Linked DNA regions of Homo sapiens: regions 1 and 3 are each linked to region 2. The links are chromatin loops, found by intact Hi-C in ENCODE. Cell type or tissue: IMR-90. All regions are shown on one strand.

What was found. Hi-C counts contacts between places; a loop is a spot of excess contacts. Peaks named below come from ENCODE experiments on the same cell type or tissue, not always from the same donor. Only the 100,000 strongest peaks of a DNase experiment are listed, where the experiment ranks them.
Region 1: a loop joins it to region 2, with 2.3 times the contacts of the local background. A loop is called at or near these places in 5 of 110 quality-filtered maps.
Region 3: it touches region 2 in a loop (2.6-fold over the local background); 4 of 110 quality-filtered maps call a loop at or near these places.

What each region holds. Positions count from the first base shown.
Region 1 is chr18:6,557,090-6,565,089 of GRCh38, reverse strand. The region is part of intron 2 of LINC01387 (long intergenic non-protein coding RNA 1387); the gene reads right to left. It overlaps LOC105371972 (a long non-coding RNA gene), which reads right to left and starts at 7,616. Exons shown (of 3, transcript XR_935116.4): 1 at 6,688-7,616; 2 at 6,421-6,512. RefSeq lists enhancers at 7,043-7,736, 7,737-8,000. In IMR-90, no CTCF peak of the experiment used is centred here; a DNase peak (open chromatin) is centred at 3,379; H3K27ac peaks cover 1,248 bases.
Region 2 is chr18:6,626,704-6,634,703 of GRCh38, reverse strand. The region is part of intron 2 of LOC107985176 (a long non-coding RNA gene); the gene reads left to right. Among named protein-coding and RNA genes, the nearest start is that of ARHGAP28, 99 kb to the left of the region's middle. In IMR-90, no CTCF peak of the experiment used is centred here; DNase peaks (open chromatin) are centred at 4,673 and 4,963; H3K27ac peaks cover 563 bases.
Region 3 is chr18:6,869,716-6,877,715 of GRCh38, reverse strand. ARHGAP28 (Rho GTPase activating protein 28) reads right to left here. Exons shown (of 18, transcript NM_001366230.1): 7 at 6,984-7,126; 8 at 4,142-4,307; 9 at 3,941-4,032; 10 at 1,508-1,585. Among named protein-coding and RNA genes, the nearest start is that of LINC00668, 56 kb to the left of the region's middle. In IMR-90, a CTCF peak has its summit at 3,201 (motif pointing right); no DNase peak of the experiment used is centred here; H3K27ac peaks cover 195 bases.

The DNA.
Region 1 (8,000 bases), 70 kb after region 2:
TTCCTTTTTCAATTTAAAGATTGTGTCTTATGTGGGAGATCCATTCCAACCAAGCAAAACATCTAGCAGACTACAAAGGATTTAGCTTGTCTTGTTTGTTTACATAACTGAGTTGAGTATTGGACTATTAAATCTTGCATAACATTATTTTGATTAAAAGTAACTGGTTCAACTTGTTGCATGATAAGAATGAAACTTGTCAATATAATGCATTTATTCATGAGAAATGTTCATGTTTCATGTGAAACTTTCTTTTAAAAAATAAAACTTTAAAATATCTTAGTGCTGCTTTTACCTTAATATAATGAAGGAATAGTCTCCCCTGCAGCAGAGGTTGAAAATTAAACTACTCCCAGCGTAAAAAAAGTCTGATTTGTTTATCACATGGGACAAAGCTTATAACCGCAGGAGCTGGAGAGGTCTTATTTCCACACTTAGTTTCCAATCAGAAACAACCAATAACTATGCTATCCCAGCACTTTGGGAGGCCAAGGCCGGTGGATCACTTGAAGTCAGGAGTTTAAGACCACCCTGGCCAACATGGTGAAACCCTGTCTCTAGTAAAAATGCAAAAATTAGCCGGGCGTGGTGGCGCACGCCTGTAATCACAGCTGCTTGGGAGGCTGAGGCATGAAAATCCCTTGAACCTGGGAGGTGGAATTTGCAGTGATCCCAGATCGTAGCACTGCACTCCAGCCTGGGCAATAGAGTGAGACTCTGTCTCAAAAAAAAAAAAAAAAAAGCTGATGACATCATTTAACAAAAGGTTGGGTTCCTTAACGTTACTGACATCACATCAGCCTGGTACTGACCTACTGGCCCTGTATCTTATCCTTGCTCTTACTGGTCTATTCTTGTTAATTCCAAAGTGAGGAAGTTGTTTCAGTGTATTCATTACCACTTTTCCCCTCCAAATCTATACTTCAGAGGTTGTGCAAAGCTCCAAATTTTCCATTCCAACAAATCTTACGGTCTTTTTGCCTCCCTCTGTAGGAAAGGAGGTTATTCTATTTTTCCTGGACACATTAAATGGTGTGACTTGTTTCCCACTGTTCCATTTACATAATCTATGAAACATTCAAAGTATCTGTATCTCAAGTGAAAACAGAAATTCAATTGTACCAAAATTTCCATCAGGGCATTTTATAATAAGTTAAAGATTTTTCTATTACTTTTTACTTACTAGTATAATAGTGTGTTAGAAAAAGCAATTCGGTGAATATACTACAAAATTGTCAAAATTTTAGTGCTTAAAAAACATAATTTCTTTAATGTAACTATCAGAATTTGAGGTAACTATATTATTTTTTCAAGCTTATAGGTAATATTTGAATGGCCTATTTAAGCCTATGGATACCAAAAAATGGTGACTAAAAGCACACAAAATCTTGGGAAGCACTTTTTTCATATGACCTTTTGTTGCATATCATGATTTATAAGAGAACTGTCTTTGGTCACTTCCCTGGGAAACATTCTCTAAGATTTGTGCACTGAGATTACACACTGGAAATTTCTTTCGGAGGCCCCTCTAAGTCAGTGCTATGAGTGAAGGGAGTGCATTTTAGCAGAGGAAGGAGCTGAACTGTGATGTCTGCACAGACGCACACAAAACAAGGCAGAAAACTGAACCTCTCCCAAAGGAAGCTCTGGAGCTAACATCAGAGCTGTCCTGCTTTGAAGCAAGGGCAGAAAATTCTGCACTCCCTCACTTCCCCCAACCCACCCACAGCCGCAGACTCGTAGAAGGAGGCCATCCTTGGGCAAGGTAGCCTAAGATAATTCACGGAGAAGGACTCAGATGAGAATCTTTGACTGCCAATGCTTCCAGCAGCTGGGAAATGAGTGTCCCAGCTGTGAAGGTAACATCTGGATGGAGCACCCCAGTATCCACTCTAACAGTCAAAGGAAAACAAACTAGGTAGACAAGTGGTTTGGTTCATAAGCCCAGGGGATTCACTGCTCTGCATTAAATCCTTCTCTGTCTTCCTTCTGGGAACCATGAAATTGTCTCCATAAAGTCCATCAGCTATTTTAGCCACTTTTTTTTTTGAGACAGAGTCTCACTCTGTTGCCCAGGCTGGCGTGCAGTGGCGCCATCTTGACTCCCTGCAGCCTCTGCCTTCTGGGTTCAAGTGATACTCCTGCCTCAGCCTCCCAAATAGCTGGGATTCCAAGTGCGCACCACCATGCCGGGCTAATATTTGCATTTTTCAGTAGAGACAGGGTTTCACCACGTTGGCCAGGCTGGTCTCAAACTCCTGACCTCAAGTGATCCGCCCACCTCGGCCTCCCAAAGTGCTGGTATTACAGGTGTAAGCAACCGTGCTTGGCCTATTTTAGCCCCTTTTCTAATCTAGCCCCTCCTACTGTCATGAAATAGAACAAATGCAAACTAAGTTAGCAGGCCACATCCCAGGGAGGCTGGTAGAAGACATGAGACTACTGGGAGAGAGACAAAAGGATGGTTTATTTTTCACAGCTATACAGTAGCTGGGACTTCTGCACTTCTGTTGGTTCCCCACTCCCCAGTTCCCACAGGACAATGCAAAGAGGGCCAGAAGACACGTGCAGACACAGCAGTCATGATGTGGTAGAGGAAACTTGAAGGTAGGGAACTCGGACTTTTTAAAGTAGGCACTAAGCATGCCTGCCCTTTGCTTCAGAGACAGTGCCATCTCTGTCTTCCAAGACTATTTGCTATATAAGCATTCTTGAAGATATAGCCCAGAACATAGATGGCTAGTGCCTCTTTTAGCAAAGTGGAGATATGTAGAAACACAAGAGACCCATGAAGAATTTCCACCAGCAGCTCCCGCCTCATCAGCTGCCACAGAGAGAGAGAGCTGTACACCGTAGTGAGTTTAGTGAGCGCATGCGCTAAGGCCAGCTGCTCGAATTTCAGTACTGGTTCTATTACTCCTAAGAATGTGACTTGAGGCAAGTTCCTTAACCTCTGTAAGCCTTAGCTTACTCATCTGTGAAATGGAAATAGTAATAGTACCTATGGCCTATGGGTAGTGTAATCATACACCGAGATAAGCCACATGAAATGGCTGGCATGTGGTAATCAGGTGCCGAGTAAATGGTAATCCTGTTATTACAGTAGACTGGACACAGACCAACTGCCTGGTTATTTTCCCAAAGCAGTATCAGAAATAGGAAAAAAGGTGTTTGAAGGTTTTAGCTAACAGAGAAGTGGCTGACCGCTCATAAGACTCTCTGCAGGCCCTCCTTCACCTTGCATGTGTGTTTAAGTTCCTGCCCCTGCACTCCACAACCATGCGTTTTCACTCAGGTTTGGCCTCAGTAAGGCAGACAGCTGTTTGCGTTTCACATACTGTGACTCGAGTAGTTCCATAAGCCTCTGTGACCTGAAGTGTTCCTCTGGCAGCCAGCCGTAAATCTCTTGCTCAATCTCCTTTTAACTCCTCAAACTTAGAAGCCAAGCTGACATAATCCTTATCTGTGGGCTCAGCCCCACCGCAGCGGCCTGAGCTAATCCTACTCTTGCAAAGAAGAAACACAAAGATCTCTGGTTTTTTTTTTTTTTTTTGACAGGATCTCACTCTGTTGCCCAGGCTAGAATGCAGTTGCACAGTCATGGTTTACTGCAGCCTCAAACTCCTGGGCTCAAGCAGTCCTCCCACCTCAGCCTCCTGAGTAGCTGGGACTACAGGCATGTGCCACCACACCCAGCTAATTTTAAAATTTTTTGTAGAGACAGAGTCTGGCTATGTTTCTCAGGCTCATCTTGAACTCCTGGCCTCAGGTAATCCTCCAGCTTCGGTCTCCCAAAATGCTAGGATTTACAAGCGTAAGTCACCACACCCGGCCTACTCATCAGTTTTAAGTGCCAAGTTTTTTCTCACTGAGGGAGCATATTATCCTGTGGTAGCTGCCAGGGCCTGGAATTACATTTTAAGCCCAATTTGAATTGAATGGAAATGAGACCTAATCTCCCGCTCCAAGGCAGTCGCTTAAGGAACGTATTTTAAAGAGGAGACACTTTTCTTTCAACATCATCACTTTCTCCAAACATGACAAAATCACGTATCAAAACGAAATCTCGAGTTCAAGTTGTCTGTAGAGCTATGTTGTGTTGTAGCAGGGATATAGTAAATCTCACAGGCTTTGACAGGTGGTTAGGTAGTAAGATATCTTTCAGAAGGGATTTAGTTATTCCTTTTCTGTGAAGTCTGGTCTCTAAAATTTTTGCTACAAATACTCTGTCTCTCAGTTTTATAATGACATAAACGTATATCAGAAAATATCTAAAGCAGGCTGGGCGTGGTGGCTTATGCCTGTAATCCCAGCACTTTGGAAGGTCAAGGCGGGCGGATCACCTGAGGTCAGGAGTTCGAGACCAGCCTGGTCAACATGGTGAAACACCGTCTCTACTAAAAAAAAATAGCCAGGCATGGTGGCTAGTGCCTGTAATCCCAGCTACTTGGGAGGCTGAGGCAGAAGAATTGCTTGAACCTGGGAGGCAGAGGTTGCAGTGAGCCAAGATTGCACCACTGCATTCCAGCCTGGGCAACAAGAGTGAAACTCTGTCTCAAAAAAAAAAAAAAAAAAAAAAAGAGTTAATAGATAAATAGATGATAGAGATTTTGCTTTTTTAAACCTCTTCATCCACTGTAATAGACTACATGGTTTGTTAAAGGGGTAAGTATTATCTTTTCATCTCAACCCACATTTCACTCTGAATATTAATGGTTATTCCTAGAATCCTCTTTTTCCCATCCCTGAAAAGCAAATATACTCATATTCTTTGTTTTGGCGAAGGTCTTTATTATAGCCATAAAGGATAATGGATTTATCTAATTCCATCGTTTTTACTAACCAAAGTTATAAAGTTTTAATTCTACCTAGATGTTGCCAGTCAGAGTATAATGTGCCTTCAACCTAAATTATCACAAAGTACATAAAAACTTGGCTTCATAATTCTCATGATAATTTAGGTTATTGGTTTAATCCACCAAAAATACCCTCTGAACTTACAAACTGAAGCATACTATACCTGTTTCCTTTCGTGTTTTAGGTACTATGATAAGTTACCAGTAATTTATAAAAGAATGAACAAAAAAGCCACAATCTCTTTCATATGCTTCTAATTATTTTCAAAATACAAATGTTAAATAGTTTTTTATTTTTAAGGTACTATTTAGTTTTCCTTTTGTTACTTTTCCAAATTTTTTAAAAATTATTTTTTTATTTTGAGATAATTTTAGATTCACATGCAATTATAATAAATAATACAGAGGTATCTCATGTACTTTTTAACCTAGTTTCTCCCAGTGATAACATCTTGTAAAACTGTAGTACAATATCAGAGCCAGGAAATTGACACTAATACAATCCACTGATCTTATTCAGATTTCCCAGTTTTTCCTGTATTCCTTTGTGTGTATGTGTTTATTTCTATGCATAAATGTTCTATTTTTTTCTTCCATTAAGTTTTCAACCATCAGACCTCATTTGTGTTTCTGCTTCTGGAAATAGGAGATAGAGATTTTAGCTACAGCAATCAGAATCCACCCTGGAGTGTGCTGTTTTCCTGTGATAGCAAGAAAATGTTCCATTTGAAAACTGCTCCACAAAGAATCATCAGAAACCACAGAAAACAAATGATGGTGTTGGCGGCTTTTCTGTACAACTCAGTCTTTTATTTCAGAACTCTATATGCTAAAAGGGCAGGATTCTCTCTCATCTCCTCCTTCCTTTTTTTTCTATTTGTTTTTAACAGAGAAAGCAAAAACAGACTTTGGAAAAATCACAACTAAAGTAAATCTATTCTTTGGAGAGTTATATGTGGATGATTAACTTAAGAGAAAACTGGTTAATGGCAAGTACTGAAAGATCTGATCTTTCTAATGAACACATCTAAAAAAAACTTACAAAATAGAAGGTTGTTTATTCTTTAAGGCAAACTTGAAAAACACAAGATTATAAAACGTCTTGGGGAATAAAAATAAAGAACTCATTCCCTATAAACAGTTGTAGTGCTTTCTTACATCTCAGAGAGTGTCCTTACCTCAATACAAATACACAGACAGCACACACATACACACAGACATGCACCCACATTCATACCCACACACATACACACCCACATACACATACACGCACACACCAAGAGCTCAAATACGAAAGGCGAAATCAAACACCCCAGAGAGGGTGGTGATTCTGCCAAACTGCAGATACTGTAGCTCTTACAATAAATGGGAGGAAAAAGGATTGTTGTTGGCAAAGCATGGAGGACAGTGATTATTTTCTCAGGAAAAAAAGGTTAGATGTCATATTTTCCTCTGTTTTAACACAAATGACCGAACATTTAGAAAAACAAGATGCTTAAATCTTGTTAGGATAGAGTAATCTCATCTCATGTTAGCTTAAGAGTAAAACCCCAATTCTGCTTACCCCAGAATTTTTTCCATAAGGGCACGTCACTATCACTTGATAGACTTTTCCCACCAGGCTCTTTTCTTTCCACGCTTTCTGAAGTAGATATGCTTGAGAGGAAAAAAGGAGGGAGACATACTGAAAAAAGGAAAGGGTTGAGAGTGAAACACTCACATAAAACTGCCCATTTGAACTGTTTGTTCATCTTTGAATAATCTGAGAATTTATGCAGCATAGTCTATGAGTATTATCTGCAGAAAGCAGACCACAAGGGCTATCACAGACCTGCTCAATGATGGAGTTTCACCAGGGATCCAGGCTGAACACCCTCTCACAGGGCCACCTCCTGATCTTTAGTTCTGTGAGCCTTTGCTGTTTCGTGCTAGAGCTTTTAGTTGAAAGTAAAATGAAAGAAGTCCTCAGACTTCATGAATTCCAGGTGTCTGTGAAGTGGGACTGGCAACATTTTTTCCTCCCACCATAAAAAAGTTCTCTAGTCGGAGAAAGTATTCTGAAGCTTCTCTGTTCAGACCCTGGTGTTCTGAAACACACTGAGAGGTTCACAGGATGGAAGCAAATGAGGTCAGTGGATTCTCTCTTTGCACTCAGAAAAGAACACCCTGCTGGGCGCTGGCTCACAAAAGCCATGCTCTGAAGTGGCTCCACGCTGCCCTAGAGCATGGGTGGCAGAGATACTGCATCAGCAAAGAAACCGTGTGAAAATCGAAATTTGTCAGCACGAGGTCATTCTGCATCAATAATGAAACAGATAAACCTTTAAAAACCATCCGTTCCTTTTAATTCAGAAGCACATGATAGAGGCAGCAATTTATAAGCCAACCAAATTGTTTTGCAGTTAGGCAGACGTGAGGCCTTTCCTGATGGTTGCAAAGCCAAGCATAACCTGATGGTTGGTTGCCACATGGGATGTGGGAGCCAGAGGCCCCGGCTTTCCTCTGGCCCTGGAGCAAACTGGCTGGCGGATGAGATGGGCCTGTTTCTCATTAGCCCAGTTCACCTAGTTCCAAAGAGGACTGGCTCCTCCTAGATCTGGCAGCATAATTCATGAGACGCCTGGATTTTGAACAGCACCCCAGGGCAGCACTCAGAAGAAAGGTCTCCAACAGTGAAGTCTTCCTAAGGAGAAAACGGAGGAGACAAGCACCCCTTTCTCCACATACTGCACCCGCTTTGGATGATTCGGCTTCTGGTCTGAAAGACGTGGATTAGTGGCTCGCCTTTGAGTTAGAAATTTCCTTAAGTCATTTGCATTCATTTACTGGGGCACTTAAGCCAAATTGATCTGACCAATACATCAAAGCTATGGCCTCCTCAGTTACGGAGACATACCAGCTGAAAATCATCAATCTCGTCAACTGTCGGGAGCCTTAGCTAGTGTTCAGAATCAGAGGCTAGGTTTACGCTTATCTCTGTCCCGCAGGCTGGACACACGCTCCCAGGATGCCAGGCCAGGAGCGGCATTCCAGGGCAGGGGCTGTTTAATGTCAGCAAGGGGTCAGGAGGGCAGGCCACTGCATTCTGACAGCTAAACCACTGGTCTCTTCTGTCTTAGGATTTTCATTCATGTTCCCGAGCAA
Region 2 (8,000 bases):
GCCCATCACTACTAAAAATAAAAAATTAGCCGGGCGTGGTGGCACGCACCTGTAATCCCAGGTACTCAGGAGGCTGAGGCAGGAGAATCGCTTGAACTCAGGAGGTGGAGGCTGCAGTGAGCCAAGATTGCGCCCCTGCACTCCAGCCTGAGTGACAGAGCGAGACTCTGTATCAGAAAATAAACAGATAAAAATTAAAACAGCCCAGTTGAGGGGTGATGTGACTTAGATCTGGACATTATAGATAAATAAACTTGGTGAGAAGTAATTGAATTCTGGCTAGGTGGAAGTTTGAATAAAGTGTGCTTGGAACTAAAAATATATGATTTCCTGAAACATACATATATAGGTTCGTTTATACATACATCAGTGGATGGGCTGAATTTAAAAACTAGACAATTCATCACACTACTCAGAATGGAAAAAAAAACCGGAGATAAAATTATTAATCTAGAAGGCAAAGTTAAGGAAACATCCCGTTATAGTACCCAAAGACAAAAAGATTAAAATTTAAAAAAACTTTAAAAGCCATAAAGGATAGATGCAGGGGATTAAAAATATATCCAATAGGAATTTTCAGCAAGGAAGAACAGGGAAAAGAGGAGAAGAAATAAGGAAGTAACAGAAAGAAAACTCTTGGAGATTAAAAAACAGAACAGGAATCTTCCAACTGGAATTTCAAACACTAAGCCAGGCTAAGGAAAACAACAAAAAGCTTCTTGGACAGAGAACTCTAGAGAGAAAGCAAGGTCTCTTATAAAGGAATGAGAACAGACTAGCATCAAACTTCTAACTGGAAACCCTAGGTATTATACATTAAAAAAAATTCAAAGTTCTGAGGGAAAAAAATATTTTGATTCTAGAATATCTTCATTCAGTCAAAATAATCAAATGTGAAGGCAAAACAAAACACTTTCAGACATGAAAATTATCATCTTGGGCACATGGATGAAAATATCGCTCTACAGTGCTTGTTAGGAACAATGAAAGGTCTGAGAGTTTACCCTGCTTGCAGCTCAGTTAGTCTACCAATTTCAGAGATGCTGGCAGAAGAAATGAGACTCCCAGTCAGAGACAAACAACTTCATTATTCACCGCACAGCAGGCAGCATGAGCTTCCTGTTTGCATTGGTACCTTTGTGCCTCCATAGGGGAGACGCAGGGCTGCCCGGGCTGGTGCTGTGTTTACAGTGGGTCTGCATTCACAGCCAAGGATCCCTGAGTTTAGGAAACCCCCAATCTTAAGAAGTCTGCCAGTAAACCCAGCCAACTTTTCCTATGGAGGAAGAAGCTATCTTTATTATCCTGGTCAGGAATCAAACTTGCTCTCTGCCTCAGAGGAAGACACTAATCTTGCTGTACAAATGTCCTTGAAAAGAGAGTCTTGGATAACACATGGAGAATTGCCTCCCACCCCTGCAACAATATTCTAGCGAGATAAAGGAAGAATCCAAGAAAGAGGACAATACAGGATACACTTATGTAAAAATTAGTTACAGTTGAATATGACCAGGAGAAATGTATAACATTAGAAAGAAAATAAAATGGAATTGCTGTGAGATGGTTGGAAGACACTCCCTTGACCAGCAGAGTTTAAGTTGCATAGCATTACGTTTACATTTCATTCTATCTGGCTTATGGATGGAACCACATTCTAATTCTATGATGAATAAAGTTTGCATGACTTTTTAATGTGATAAATAATATTTATTTGGTTTGCTTATTCATTTTTTTTTAAAGATTCAACCTTCAGACCAAATCTGGAAGTTCTAATTACAAAACACAATTGCAGCATTACAAACTTAAACTTCCACAGCCAGATGTGACAAAATAAAAAGGATAAAACTTAACTTCCCACCACAAAAAACTAGACAAAAAGGTATGAAAAAATTGTTTCAGACACTGACCAGCAGGCAGCCCAGGACTATGATCTCTAAAAAAGGGGAAAAAAAAAGGAAGCCCTATGATAGTCCCATATTTCTGCAAGCAATTTCCCAAATAAGGCGTAGGTAGGGGAATTCCAAACAGGGCCCAGTGGCCTCAGTGGGTTGAGGAGACAGAGATCAGGGTTAGGAGAGGTTGAGGTAGTCAGAGTTTGAAGGGCAGAGACACAGAAAAGAACAGAGTGATACCGAAGTGAAATTACAGAAATCTGTGCAGTTATGCTGCAGAGTCTTTGCTGACTACTGGGCCATGCCTGCATAGAGGACCTCTCTACAAAGTAGTGCAAAAAATGACTAGGTGAGCTGAACATTTCCAAGATCTCACAGCAGAGAGAAGTTCTAGATCAGAAAGACCAGAATGGAGAGTACTCAGTGATCCCTTAGGACACTTAGTAAAGACCTCAGATGGGTCACTTGTTGGCAGTAACAGAAAGGCTGCACTATTCCTGGAGTAAAACATACTGCATGCTTCTGCTACCAAAAGCTTAAAAAACAGTCCCTGAAGGATCAACTGCCATGTGTGGAAGTTAACTGCATGCCAAAACACAGTTCAGCTCTCTTAAAAGGAAAACAATACAATTTAGAGACTTAATAAAAATGTGCAACCTCTAGACTTACTAGATACACCAAGAAGCAGGAAAATGCAACACATTACCAGAAGAAAAATCAGAAAATAGAAACAGACCCAGAGATTATTGCATTGATAGAGTTACCATACAAGGACATTAAAATAGATTTTATAACTATGTACAAGTATTTAAAAGAAATACGTTCACATTGAACAGAGAAATGAGAGACATAAAGTAGAAGAGAATGGACCTTCTGGAGATGAACACTACAATATCTGAAACAACAAGATAGCTGGATAACATTAATAGCAGATTAGACACTGAAGAAGAAAAGAACGATGAACTTGAAGGAATAGTGATAGAATCTATCCAGAATGTGGCCCATAGAGTGGGGAAAATTCTGAAAAAAAAATGAGAAGAGCCTCAATGACCTGTGAGACAATATTCAATAGTCTAACCATGTATACCTGGTGTTCCAAAAATAGAAAAGAAGAGGAAGCAGAAAAAAATTTGAGGAAACAACGACCAGAAAATTTCCAGATTTGTTGAAAACTTTAAACTCATAGATCCAATCTGTCTTGAATAGATTAAATACAGTGTCCTTTCTCTCTCTCTGTTTCTCTCTCTGCCTATAACACACATACACCCCGAGTCATTTCATAATCAAATGACTGAAAATCAGTGGTAAAGAAAAAAAAATCTTAAAAGCAGAGATAGTTATATCAGCATTAAAAGGAGACATGGAATAATTTCTTAGAACCTTGAAATAGAAAAGGCCTTTCTAAACATGACATGAAATTCAGAAACCATTAAAAAAAGTTGAAAAATTTGAAAATACTCAGTTCTGTGAAAATGATACCATGTTTGCAAATGGTTTCATTTTTCTCCTGGGTGTGAAGAAGACTATATTTCCCACCTCTCTGACAATTTAGGCCAGTGGAATATGGACTGCATTGACATACACCATTTCTAGGACTGGCCCATAAAAGTCTCCCATGCACGATCACAGTCCTCTCCTCTTTCTCCTTTTACAATAAACTTGGAGGTTTCCTGTTGATAATGGCAGTGTCACAGATGGAAAGAGCCTGGCTTTTAAATGACTACAAGTTTCAGAGTCCCTATCAGTGCCCCCCTCCCCTCCTAGCAAACAGTATTGACTATAATGAGAGTAAGCAATAAATTTTATTGTACTAAGCTAAATGAACTATTCAGATCGTATGTTAACAGCAGCTAGCATTTTTTTTTTGCTTTTTCCCGAGACAGAGTCTTGCTCTGTTGCCCAGGCTGGAGTGCAGTGGTGCGATCTCAGCTCACTGCAACCTCTGCCTCCCAGGTTCAATCAATTCTCTTGCCTCAGCCTCCCAAGTAGCTGGGATTACAGGTGGAAGCCACCATGCCTGGCTTTTTTTTTTTTTTTTTTTTTTGTATTTTTAGTAGAGATGGGGTTTCACTGTGTTGGCCAGGCTGGTCTTGAACTCCTGACCTTGTGATCTGCCCGCCTTGGCCTCCCAAAGTGCTGGGATTACAGGCGTGAGCCACCGCACCTGGCCAATAGCAGCTAGCATTTCTTACCCTGACAAACATGCATAATATTTTTAAACTTCTACATGGCAAAAGGAAGATACAAATTGTAAAAATGTGCAATATATATCTCAAAGAGCTGAAAAATCAGTAAGAAAAAAACCAACAACACAATAGAAAAAGAGGCAAAAGTTATGAGCAAAAAGTTTGCAGGAAAAAATGCAAATAGCATTTAGACACACCAGAAGATTCTCAACCTCACTCATCATGAAATAAATTCAAATTAAAATTGTATCGTGGCTTGTATTTTTTAAAGACTCATTTTAAAGCTCATTTTTAACTGAAACAAATACATTTAAAATAATAATTTATAAATTTCAAAAATAAATAAAAATGTCCCTCCAAAATATAAATATGTACTTAGACATATGTTATTACTCTAATATAAAGTCATATCAGGTGAAGTTAACATTGTAAAGTGTTATTTAAGACATTAAATAACATTAAAATTAGAAGCATGTAATTAATCTTGAAAGCATTTTAATGCAAATATATTATTGAATCTTTTAATGTACGATCTTAAGAAAGAAAGTGAATCACAGCACCACTGTTGAGTCATTGAGTGGTATATTGAGCAAATGTGTTCAGCTGCTGAAAAAGCTCTTTCTAACCTCATACCAATCTTGGGATGGTGAGCAAACAGCATTCCAGATATCTTCTATGAACACCATCATCTTCAAACACCTCTATCTTGTTAATATACAGGAGACATTTTTCAACAACTTTTTTTTTTGGTAGCAGAGACTGCTATATTTTCATGAGTAGGAAACTGCAGTCCATCTCTGATTCATCTTTGATTTATTTAATTCCATCAACTAGGGGTGGAATTTCCAATATATTATCAGCCGCAGCATTTTCAACATTGCCTCATTGGTGATTCAATTCTTTGGAAGTCTCTGAACTAGAGTGAGGCTTACGCTTGCAATAGAAGCTTTGTAACGTCGTATCAGACAATTTTCTGGGGCTCATGAGGCCTCAGTCCTATCTCAACTTGCACAGCATATACTCTTTTTTTGAGGGGGGATATAAATTCATATAATTATGTGATTCTGAATTTAGAATGATTCACAAAAATAATGGTTTTTTTGTCATCCCATACCATATTTTACTACTTTAAAAGCACAATATGCTGGAAAATGGGATTAGAAAAACCTAGCATTATAACTTCTTTCATTTTCATATTCTGTAAATTGGCAGTAATAACTCATAGCTTTTGTGGGAGGATTACAGAGAGGATGAAAATAAAATATCTGGTGCACAGAAGGTACTCAATTCATCTTAGTTTGGTTTGTTTTTCTGTTTTTTAAATAAAGATACCAGTACTTCTATAGGACAAATTTGAGGTGGTACAAAAGAAAGGTGGAATTTTAGTCATGCTGGATGTGTACTTCGATCAGCAGTGTTCCCTGCTGAAAACAACACTGTTTTAACAGGGTCTTGTCAGCTCTGTTGAGACTTTCTTCAGTGATGTGTAATATCAATAGAATTGCCCCAGCTGGGCTCAGTGGCTCATCCCTGTAGTCCCAGCTACTTGGGAAGCTAAGGTGGGAGGATCACTTGAGCCCAGGAGTTCGAGTCCAGCCTGAACAACATAGTGAGACCCCATTTCTAAAAAAATAAAAAATAAAGTAAAAGTGTCCCAATAGCAAAGAAAAGGGAGGCAGTTTAAGTCAGAATTCAGTGGTGTTAAAGCTAGGAGTCAAGTTCTCATCATGGTTTTGTATAATTAGAGTGATTTTGGTTGCAGGGATCATCTTACTAAAATGGTATTAATCATGACACTTGCCAAATCTCATTCTCTCTCTGTCTCTGTCTCTCTTTGCCTCTCTGTCTCTCTCTCCCTCTGTCTTCCTCTCTCTCTCTCTCTCTCTCTCACACACACACACACACACACACACATGCTCTAGTGTAAAGACAATTGGTAAATTCATGGAAAGATTTTAAGAAAAGTTAACGTATGAGCATAGTTCTTAATATCATATTTATCAGGAATTATTTCCAAAGATTAAAGAAAAGACAATTTACCATCAACTCGGCCTGATTCAGGACAGACTTTTCAAGCATTTGGAATCAAATTTGAATTTAAGACCAAGGTAGTTTCAAAAACTTGGCTGTCTTGAGTTATCATAGCTACAAGCATGTTCTCACACTGAGACCCTCAACCCCCATCTTACAGTCTATCACAGCTCAAGTAAACAGCACTCCCCACGGCTCACCATATAACTCCCACAGTGTGCTGGTTAGGAAAGAACACCCAAGGCCTGGCAGAATGACAGCAAACACTTCTCCTGTTTTCCCCAACACTCCAGGGATGAATAGCTGCTCTCAAGGTCAGATCTCATTAATAATTACATATTTTAAAAAATTTAAGCAGTTTTTTTCTGCATGACCTTTAATAAAATGGCACATAAGTGATAAAAGCAGGGCATCCTAATAACTCAGAGAGCCACAGGAAACAGCCCAGAACCTGCAAAGGACCCAGCTCATCATGGTCAGTTGACATAATGTTCTGAGTAGAGGAATGTCTTGTTTCAAACAGTCAAACAGTGGCAGATGGAGTTCAGAATAGATGCTATGAAAAATACCCCTAGTCGCAGAGGAGTCCTAAGGAAATTTCAGATCACTTGCCCTGCCACATCTCCATCTATTTTTGTCCGGCTGCACTTGTGGTAACTATGCCACTGGAAACCCCCCGTGTCCTCAGCTATATCTGCCATGCTCCTCTGCTGGCAGCTGGAAGCTTCTGGAAGGAATGTGCCGAGGTCCATTGGAATATCTGCTGACATTATGTTTCTTGTTACTGGAGTCCCAACTCTCAAATCAATGAGTCAGGGTGAAAAATCTTAGGGCAACATACTTCTAAATTGTCATATGAGTATTTGACCTCAAATGCTTCACAAGGGAATCTGTAGGAATTGGAGGGGTTACTAGCTGATATATTCCCACAGAAATGAGTACTTGAATGTTTTGACAAGAGGGGATCTGTAAATGCCTTCTACTTTATTGCAAATTTGTTTTCCCTTTTTTTCTTTTGTTTTTATTTCTTTTTTGTTTGTTTTTTGGCTGGTTGAAGACTGCTTGTCTCTTTTCTGGGGACTCAGGGTACGATCATAATGGGTATGATTTTTATTTTTTAAATATAAAATTATAATATCGAATTTGCTTTACATTGAATATCTTTTTTCTTTTCTACCATTGGATACATCAATGTATAATTTTATATAATTTTCATATACATTTCAGACAATGTAGCTCAAGAGATATGTGGGAGATGATACTGATGTTTTTACATTTGTCCAAAGAAAGATTGAATGAGAAACTTTGATGTGGTCCATATCCTCATTTTATTGGCGGCTCAAAGCGCATGTTACTTGAGAGGTAGAGGCGCCCATGGTAAAGAACAATGACCCAGGGAGAAGCTATCTGGAGTTTGACACCGTGACGATGGTACCTGCCTCCGAGTTGTTTGAGAGTGGCAACTGAGAAAGCATTTGGGAAAACACACGGTTTTTTGCTGGGGTCTAATAGCCGTGAAAACTCAATATACGTGCTTCCATTTACTATTCAACACCACACAAGGAAATATAGGTGAGTGAGAATTGAAACCCGTATCTACACAGAAGACCTGGGAGATGACCTGAATGTTTGCAGAGTCTGAAACATAAACTAGAAATGTTCTCTTGAAGACAACTCAAGTTCTTGTGTTTTGTCACCCTTGGCTTTTTACTCTGTAAACAGAAAAATACTCAGTTATTTGAACTTTCTTGTTACTGAGACTCTAGATAATTAAAGTTTCATATATCCGTCTGGAAAGATAGACATCAGGTACCTTGTTACATGGTGCTTTTCTTGATGGCTATGTGTTTAGTAACATCAAAAGCATGTTTACTAAGCAGGGAAAGGAGAG
Region 3 (8,000 bases), 240 kb before region 2:
TGCACCCTAGAAAGCATAAACCTTAAGGAGCCGTTGGGCATTTCCCTGCCTTCCACAAGAACTTGTGCCAGCATTCAGCCAACTCCACTCTCAGGGAAGCCGTAACCCCTCAACATGCCCGGAGCCCTGATGCCCTGGTGCCCTGCTCCGACCTCGCTTCACGGAAGACCTTGCCCTCACGTGCAAAAGCCCAGGTAGCCGACTCTCCCAGCTGTGGGCCCCTTCTGGATGTGGCTCAGCCATATTTTCTGCAGGAAGCCCCAGCCCACGACGGGGTGAGGCATGGGTACCAGGGCCTTGCCCATTCTGCCCAGCACACGGCTCCTCCATGGTTAGGAATTGTCTGACCTGCACCGTGGTTAGAGCCTCACCCCAGCCAATCCTGGTTCCTGCCCCTTTCATCCTGCAGAAGCAGAACCGCCGTGACTCTCCTCCGCTCCTCACCCATCTCAGCATCTGCTTTCTGGAGGATCCAATAGACGCAGCCTATCTATTCTCAGTTTCCACTTAGAAAAACCTCTCGTCACACTTCTATATAAAAACTCTGATACTGATACAAATAGAATTTCCCAAAGCATGTACCAAAATGAATTAATGAAGAGATGCTGTTTTGCCTCTACAAATGTCTTTTTGATAAACATTACCACATTGGTTTTCCCCTGCCCCTGAGACTGTTTGCTCAGGGATCCAGCTTTTAAAACTGCTCAGGTTTTCACATCTGCAAGACAGGGAGTGATCCAACCACAGGAATGAGCTCTCCATGGTGTATGCCTACCCGCAGACACAGTGGGATGTTTTGCTGGATTTTTATGAGAAAAGCTTTTCTTTTCTAACAGTTCTTTGCTTTATTGTACTGTAGAGTTTGCCACCTCATGGAAGTAAGAAAGCAAAAGAATAAGATTCACACTGAACAGCTGGTTTTAGATGTGGATGTTAACATTACTGTAAGTGGAACTGGGTTTTGGAACTGCTGAGTGAGTATTCTAGTGGTTATAGCCATTGCTACAAATTCCTGTAAGAGCTTTCACTAAAGGGAGAGCCAAAGAATGTTTAAACCAACGAATGATGGAAATAAAGACTCATATAACATTGGCTTAGTGAATTCCACGGCTGAGAGGAGCACAACAAACTAAGGTGTTTAACCTCCAAAACAGCAGTGAGACGTTTCAACTTTTACAAACTAAAGGCAAGCAGCAGTTTTTGATGGTGAATTGATGTGCTATTTCATTTTTTCCAAACTAAAGGCAAGCAGCAGTTTTTGATGGTGAATTGATGTGCTATTTCATTGTTGTTTTTGGTTTTTTAATGTTTCCGTTTTGATTTTTAAAATTCTGGATCATGAAAAAACTCTGGAACAAACATTTTACCACAGGTACCAAGGAATACTAGGAAGGACCAAGTGATAATATCTAATAAACAACAACAAATATCTGGATCCCCGATGCTTGTGTGAACTGGGTCTAGCTAGCTTAGAACTCTACCTAGGAAGAGACAAAATGTTCGGTACCTTGACTTTAGCAGTACATCCTGAAAGTCGAAAAATTCCTTCAGATTCCAGACCTGATTCCTCAACTTTCTCAAAAAACTAGAAAGCAATGATATATTACCAGAATAAGTACCTCTATATGATCATAAACATATGAAACAGTAACAATGATGACATGAATCAATAAGTTACCAAGCATATATATATTTGCCTGGCACTTGAATGCTGTGTTAAATGTTCATAACCATCCTATGACGTCAACGTTATCCTCCGACATGCAAATGAGAAAGTAGAGATTTATAGCAGTTATACAACTTTCCCAAGATCAACCTCGTAAGTAACGGCACTGACTCAAGTTCGTGCTCTTAACCACTCTAAAATTATACATGCCTCTTAACCATTTTTAAGATCTGATTACTATAACTCTTTCTGCAGACTGATCAGTAACAAGAGATTCTAAATCTACTGTCATTGGTTGCAATCACTCTGACTAAGAAACTATAGGAATTCTAGATGTCTGATCAAGGAGTTTAGACGGGGTAAAGATTAATAGCTTTCGTGAGTTCTCAGGATGGTGATAGGTGTTAAAAAAGTAATAAACACTACCATTTATTGTGCATTGATTATGTGTAAGTTCCTATTCTCAGTCCTTTACCTGCATTAACTCATCTAATCCTCACAATAACCCTATTCTACTGCTAAGGAGACTAAGGAGAACAGTTCGATTCACTGTAATAAAGCACCTCACAGTGCTTCTCTGGAAAGGATAATAACTTGGCCAAGTTCACCCAGTAAGAAGGGGATCCAGCTTCTCTGCTATTTTCCTTTCAAGAAATGATGGTGGATGGTACCTGGAACTAAGGTAATTCTTCTAGGTATGGAGGCAAACAGACATTTAGGAAGAAGAAACATGTCTGTAAGAAAAGCCTCTCTTGTAGGAGTGGGAGAGTACTATCTTGAGGTGTCGTAGCGAGGAACACTTAACATCCAGTAGTAATAACAGCTAACATGTTGCCAATATGATATAAATCCATATTTAGTTTAACTAGCATTTATTGAGTACTTTCTATTTGCTAAGTTCTACGCTAGATTTTTGTACCTACACAGTACTATAAACTCATGTGCTGAATCGTCTTTGATTTTGATATTTTAAACTCTGTCCTTTACATACAGGACAAAGACAATGCTGGTTTCAACTCAATGAAGGAAAGAAAATCTCAGCGTCACCATGGACTCTGGATTTTGCTACTGCTCCTTTTCCCACTCCACCTCTTGCTGACTGTGTGTCTTGGCTAAGTTTTCTCACTCTTCTATCCCTCAGTTGCCTCATCAGTAAAAGGGCAGTGGTAACACCAGCCTCTTTGGGCTGCTCTGTGCTGACTAGACGTGGTATTACATAAACAGCACTGGCACAGCCCTGCCTAGGGAAGTCACCCACAGAGGGCCCGTGTGTACAAAGGTGTTGCTTGTATCCTCTGGCCATCTCGGTGCCATCTTCCTGGCTCCTATCTCCAGCCAATCAGTCACCTGACTTGAGAAGTATCTCAATTTGAGGCACTGGTAGCAAAATATAGGAAGCTAAACAAGTGATGTATGATTATCAGTGTCAGGTAAGTATATGTTTCCTTAGACAATATTTTAAAATATCATTTAAAAACTCAATTTAAAATTCCACAAAATTTGTGTTAAGGACTAGGAATTTTAATTGTGCCACTGGATGTCACTGTTGAATAAATGCACACTTAGGTAAAAACCAGTATAAATTGCTGGCTATAAAACAACATGACTTAAAAGCAAATCAGGTATTCAGCAACAATAGTCACAGAGATATTAGCATTTTATAGTTCAGATAATATCATTTTCGAAACCTCCTTCCACCAAAATTATTCTTTTTGTCTAAATGTATCCTATCTGCCCAGACACACCGGAAAATGACTGGAACATGCTGGTTTTTAGATTTTATTAAACTTGGTTTGGAAAATTGATAAAATGATTACACATATACACATTTTTAAAACCCAGCCTATGCTATATCTCAGCAAATATTTGTATGATTTATATATGCATTGGTAATAATTAATGGTCATCTTTATCTAGATAGAATAATCAAATGCACACACAAACACATTCATATGCGCAAATAACATTTGAAAAAATATTGGAAAAAAATGCAACTGTTCGTGCCCTGGGTCAGACCATCTGTGTCTGTCACCTGATGTGTTATAGGCAAACAAAATGTAACAGGCTCCAAAAGAATGCAGCAAGGCCAACTGGCCCAGGCGCCATGGGCCGTTATGCGGTGCATGGAATAAAGCTGAAAATCACCAGGGGCCTGAGTCCTAATAGGGCGATAGTGTCTTTAAATATAAAAGAAAATTCATTTGTGGGTTTACAAAGTGCCAAATCATAAGCATGAGGCTCTGTGAATTCCCCTTTCATTTGCCTGCTACTCACTTTTTGTAATACCAGGGGAACTTTCACTCCAGGGTCTTTCTTTCGGTCACCGTCCAGGAGGACTGTAAGTGGAACTCCAAAAATCCCATTGTCTTCATTGTGAGACAGTAAAGGGGGAAAAAAAAAAAGAATTAGAAAAGCATTATCTTATTCCACTGTGTCAAAGTGTTAAAGCCAGAAGCAATCAGTCTTCTTAGTTACCTCGTCCTTTTACTTTCTCTGTTTTGTTCCTTTTCAGTTGAATTCCAAAGGCATCAAAAAAGGCAGTCAATTCAATCAGAGAGAGATGGCGGATTTTCTTCATGTCTTCAGCAGACAGATCTCCTGCTTCAGTTAAGCCAAATCTGGTTTTCTGAACATTAAATTTCTAAAACACACAGTGAAGGTATTTATTTTTTATGGCAAAGGAAAATTATTATGCGTTCACTCAAATGCCACCTGGACACTCTAAATCTATGCAGTAGAACGTGTTCTTTGGAAAACATCTCTAAGGAGCATGCTGCATCCTAGAAATATGAATATGTGGTTTAGAACAATGTGCAGATCACTGCTATGCTAATTAGAAGCAAAACAGCAGTCTAAAGTATATGATAACATTGCCATTGCAACTGTGGAAACTGCCTTCTTTATAAGGAACACCCAATATTGTCAAACAACATACATGTCAGGCACCACATGGAATGCACACACCATGGCCCTTAATTGGAATAAATGTGACACACACATAACAGGAAACACACCTAGGTATATCCCAGGAGAGCTCTAAACATATGTTTTTTTTTTCCTTCTTGGGCAGTCAATCTTTAAATCAAGGTTTATCTATCCCATACTGCACACTTTAAGAGACTTTTAGTAATCTCCCAGTTTAAACTGATTATATATGCTTGCTGAGACAACAGTTATTCTACCATAAAAATTAAATTTAAATGATTCCAAATTCTTAAAAAAGCAAATACAGAGAAAGTGCAAACAATCCTACTATGATTTTGAAGACAACGATACTGACATATTCTCTATTTTCACACAAGAAACAAAAGACACTAAAACAACAACAGCAGCAAATCCTTCAACAATCCAGAAATATTGTGAAGAATTTCAGCAGCAAGACCTTTTAGAAGCAAAAGATTATTCTTATATAATATCCACAGGTTCACTTTGCCCTCAGAAAGAGTGGTATTGAAAAAAAATGCTGAAGTAAAACAAAAAAAACCCCATAGATTAAATTATAAACACTTAAATTTAAATTATAAAGCTTTAAGTTCACATTTTCCATAGGAGTTTCCTAAACTGGAGCTTCCTTGGGGTAGTCAAAGTATCTGCCCATTCATTCATTCTTTTATTCATTCAATAATTGCTCCTTGGAACCTCAAGAATTTAAAAATGAAACAAAATATAGGATGTGGCTTGGGGCATGCCTTGTGCTATTAAATGCTTAGCTAGTTTACCTTCTTTCTGAGGCTAAGTCCTCATATAATAGTAACACATAACAACAATATAAACAAAAACTGCAATCGCTTATTGACCAACTACTATGTGCTAAATCCTATGCAAAGTTCTTCATGGGAAGAGCCAAACCTCAGAAGGAGCTGGCTTCGATGAGGAGATGCAGGGGCCAGCATCCTCTCTTGCATGCCTCTCTTTAAGATAAGGAGGGGCTCCCCCTGAAACCAGAGTCCTGCAGGCTTCTCTCTTTTCCCTCGACCACCACATGTTGCCCTCTAACCTGCAGACTGCTTAGGGACCAGGAAGGGTTTTGAAGTTGGACACACTTAGTTTCAAATCCTATTTCTGCTTCCCACTAGCTGCAGACTTTGGACATGTTACTTAGCCTCTCTGGGCCTCAGTTTCCTCAGCTGTAAAATGGACGTAATCACTAGGGTCCACCTTACATTATTAATAGAATATCTAGTATAGTGTCAGGCCCGTAGAAGGCACTCCGTGAGTCCTAGAGTTCTTCCTTTCCTCTTCCTGTCCTCTGTCATGGGATGGTTGTTTGGGAACGGTCCAAGTCACCTGGTACAAAAAGTCTGTTTCTGCATGACTCAGTTTTTTAGCTCTGAAACTGCCTGGGCCCTGCTCATCAAGCATCCAACCGTAATCAGCACAGAGTATTCAGGACTCCACAAGATAAACTTTTCACACATGCATTGGTTGAATGGCAAACAGACCAATGTTACATCGTTCTCTATTAGGCCTCCTGGATATAACATTCTGGATATAAATAATGAGACTTTGGGGGTAACAAAGTATATAGCTCTCTTTGCCCATCATGTACTAATAGAAGTTCTTGAATTGGTTTTGATGTGTTTTTATTGTCTGTTCCATGAGCTCTCACTTCCTCTCATGACTGTGACTTTTTGCAGTCCCCTCTTCTGATATGTGGCTTATAGAGGCACAAGTGTGTAAAGGTAGGGTCTGCATTGATGTATGAGAAAAGTAAGAATATAAAGTGCAAGAAAGCTCACAAGCCAGGCAGGTAGAATCCTATTTCATTTGTAAAACAGTATTCAAGCCTACAGCCTCACAACTTTTCCTCCACACAGGTACAGCCAGGCAGGCTGTGCACTGCACAACAAGTGGTGCCCACATAACACCCCCAATGGTAGTGTGAGCAGTGTGATGCCTGGCCGCTGAAATCCCCGTGCACACACACAGATATTTAAAAAAAGAAATCTTGGCCATGCACGGCGGCTCACACCTGTAATCCCAGCACTTTGAGAGGCCGAGGCAGGCAGATCGTGAGGTCAGGAGATCGAGACCATCCTGGCTAACATGGTGAAACCCCATCTCTACCAAAAATACAAAAAATTAGCCGGGCAAGTTGGCAGGTGCCTGTAGTCCCAGCTACTCGGGAGGCTGAGGCAGGAGAATGGCGTGAACCCGGGAGGCAGAGCTTGCAGTGAGCCGAGATCGCGCCACTGCACTCCAGCCTGGGGCAATAGAGCGAGACTCCGTCTCAAAAAAAAAAAAGAAAAAGAAATCTTAGTTTTGTCCTATGAAGTCACAGGAAGTTCCTGGAATAATCATGAAAGGTTTTGCTTACAGTTAAAACATAGTCTTCTTTCTTAATCTCTGATTTCTTAAGTTTATTTCTTTTTAGAGCCTCCGTAACCATTTCTGAATAAGACACTTCAAATGACAGCTCTTCAGCCTCTGGTGGAATGTTCTTTTCCAGAAAATCATCATCTAAAGACAAAACAAAGAATACAGACTATTTAATATGCTATTTAATCAATCAATACTATTTGCTATAAAACAAATTCAAAATATTTACAAGTGAATCCACAAGCACGTTACAGTGTTTATATGCGAGGAAAAGCAGCAGACTCACCCCGAGGAGTTCAGTTAAACAACAGTGTCGCATCACAGACCTCCATATGGACACATTTTTATCATCATTGCCCAAACAAACTATTTACTCTGATTTTTAAAATTTTAGATTTGTATGTCTCATGAAAGTTGCTGAGGATTATTAAAAGAAAGTCCAAAATAGGGTATTTCTATATATTCTTATGATATTAAAATTAAGCTCATCTAGACCCAATGTCACTGTTACGGGTAAGCAGAAGCTTAAAGCAGAGGAAGAAAGGCTGGAAACTGCTAGAATTCCTCTCTGCTTTGACTCCTGTTGTTTCTTCCCTCACCTGTGGAATATCTGCCTCTTAAGGTTTGTTCAAATTCCATTTGTATTTCATGGCTAAATTTGTTCAGGTGAATTAATCGGAATTTCTGTTATTTAATATTGGTTACCTGATCTTGTATGACATACATTGAGAAAAAGCTGAATGGGTTATATGTAGTACCCCTTAAAAATGTTTTTCTCAAGCTAATTTGAAAGTTAAGACAAAAGAGTCACTGAGCAAAAACAAGTGAATCCATAAATCATTTGAGCGATCCTAACCTGATTTCGGATTCAGATTTCAGCTTGTCATCTGGTTTCATTGCCTGGCAAAACTGTTCATATGCAAAGTGAATAATTATTTTATTATAAAAAGAACTCATTCTCTTTTGCCCTCTGCTGTAGGCACTGACTAGGGGACTACCAAGTATAACAAAAGGA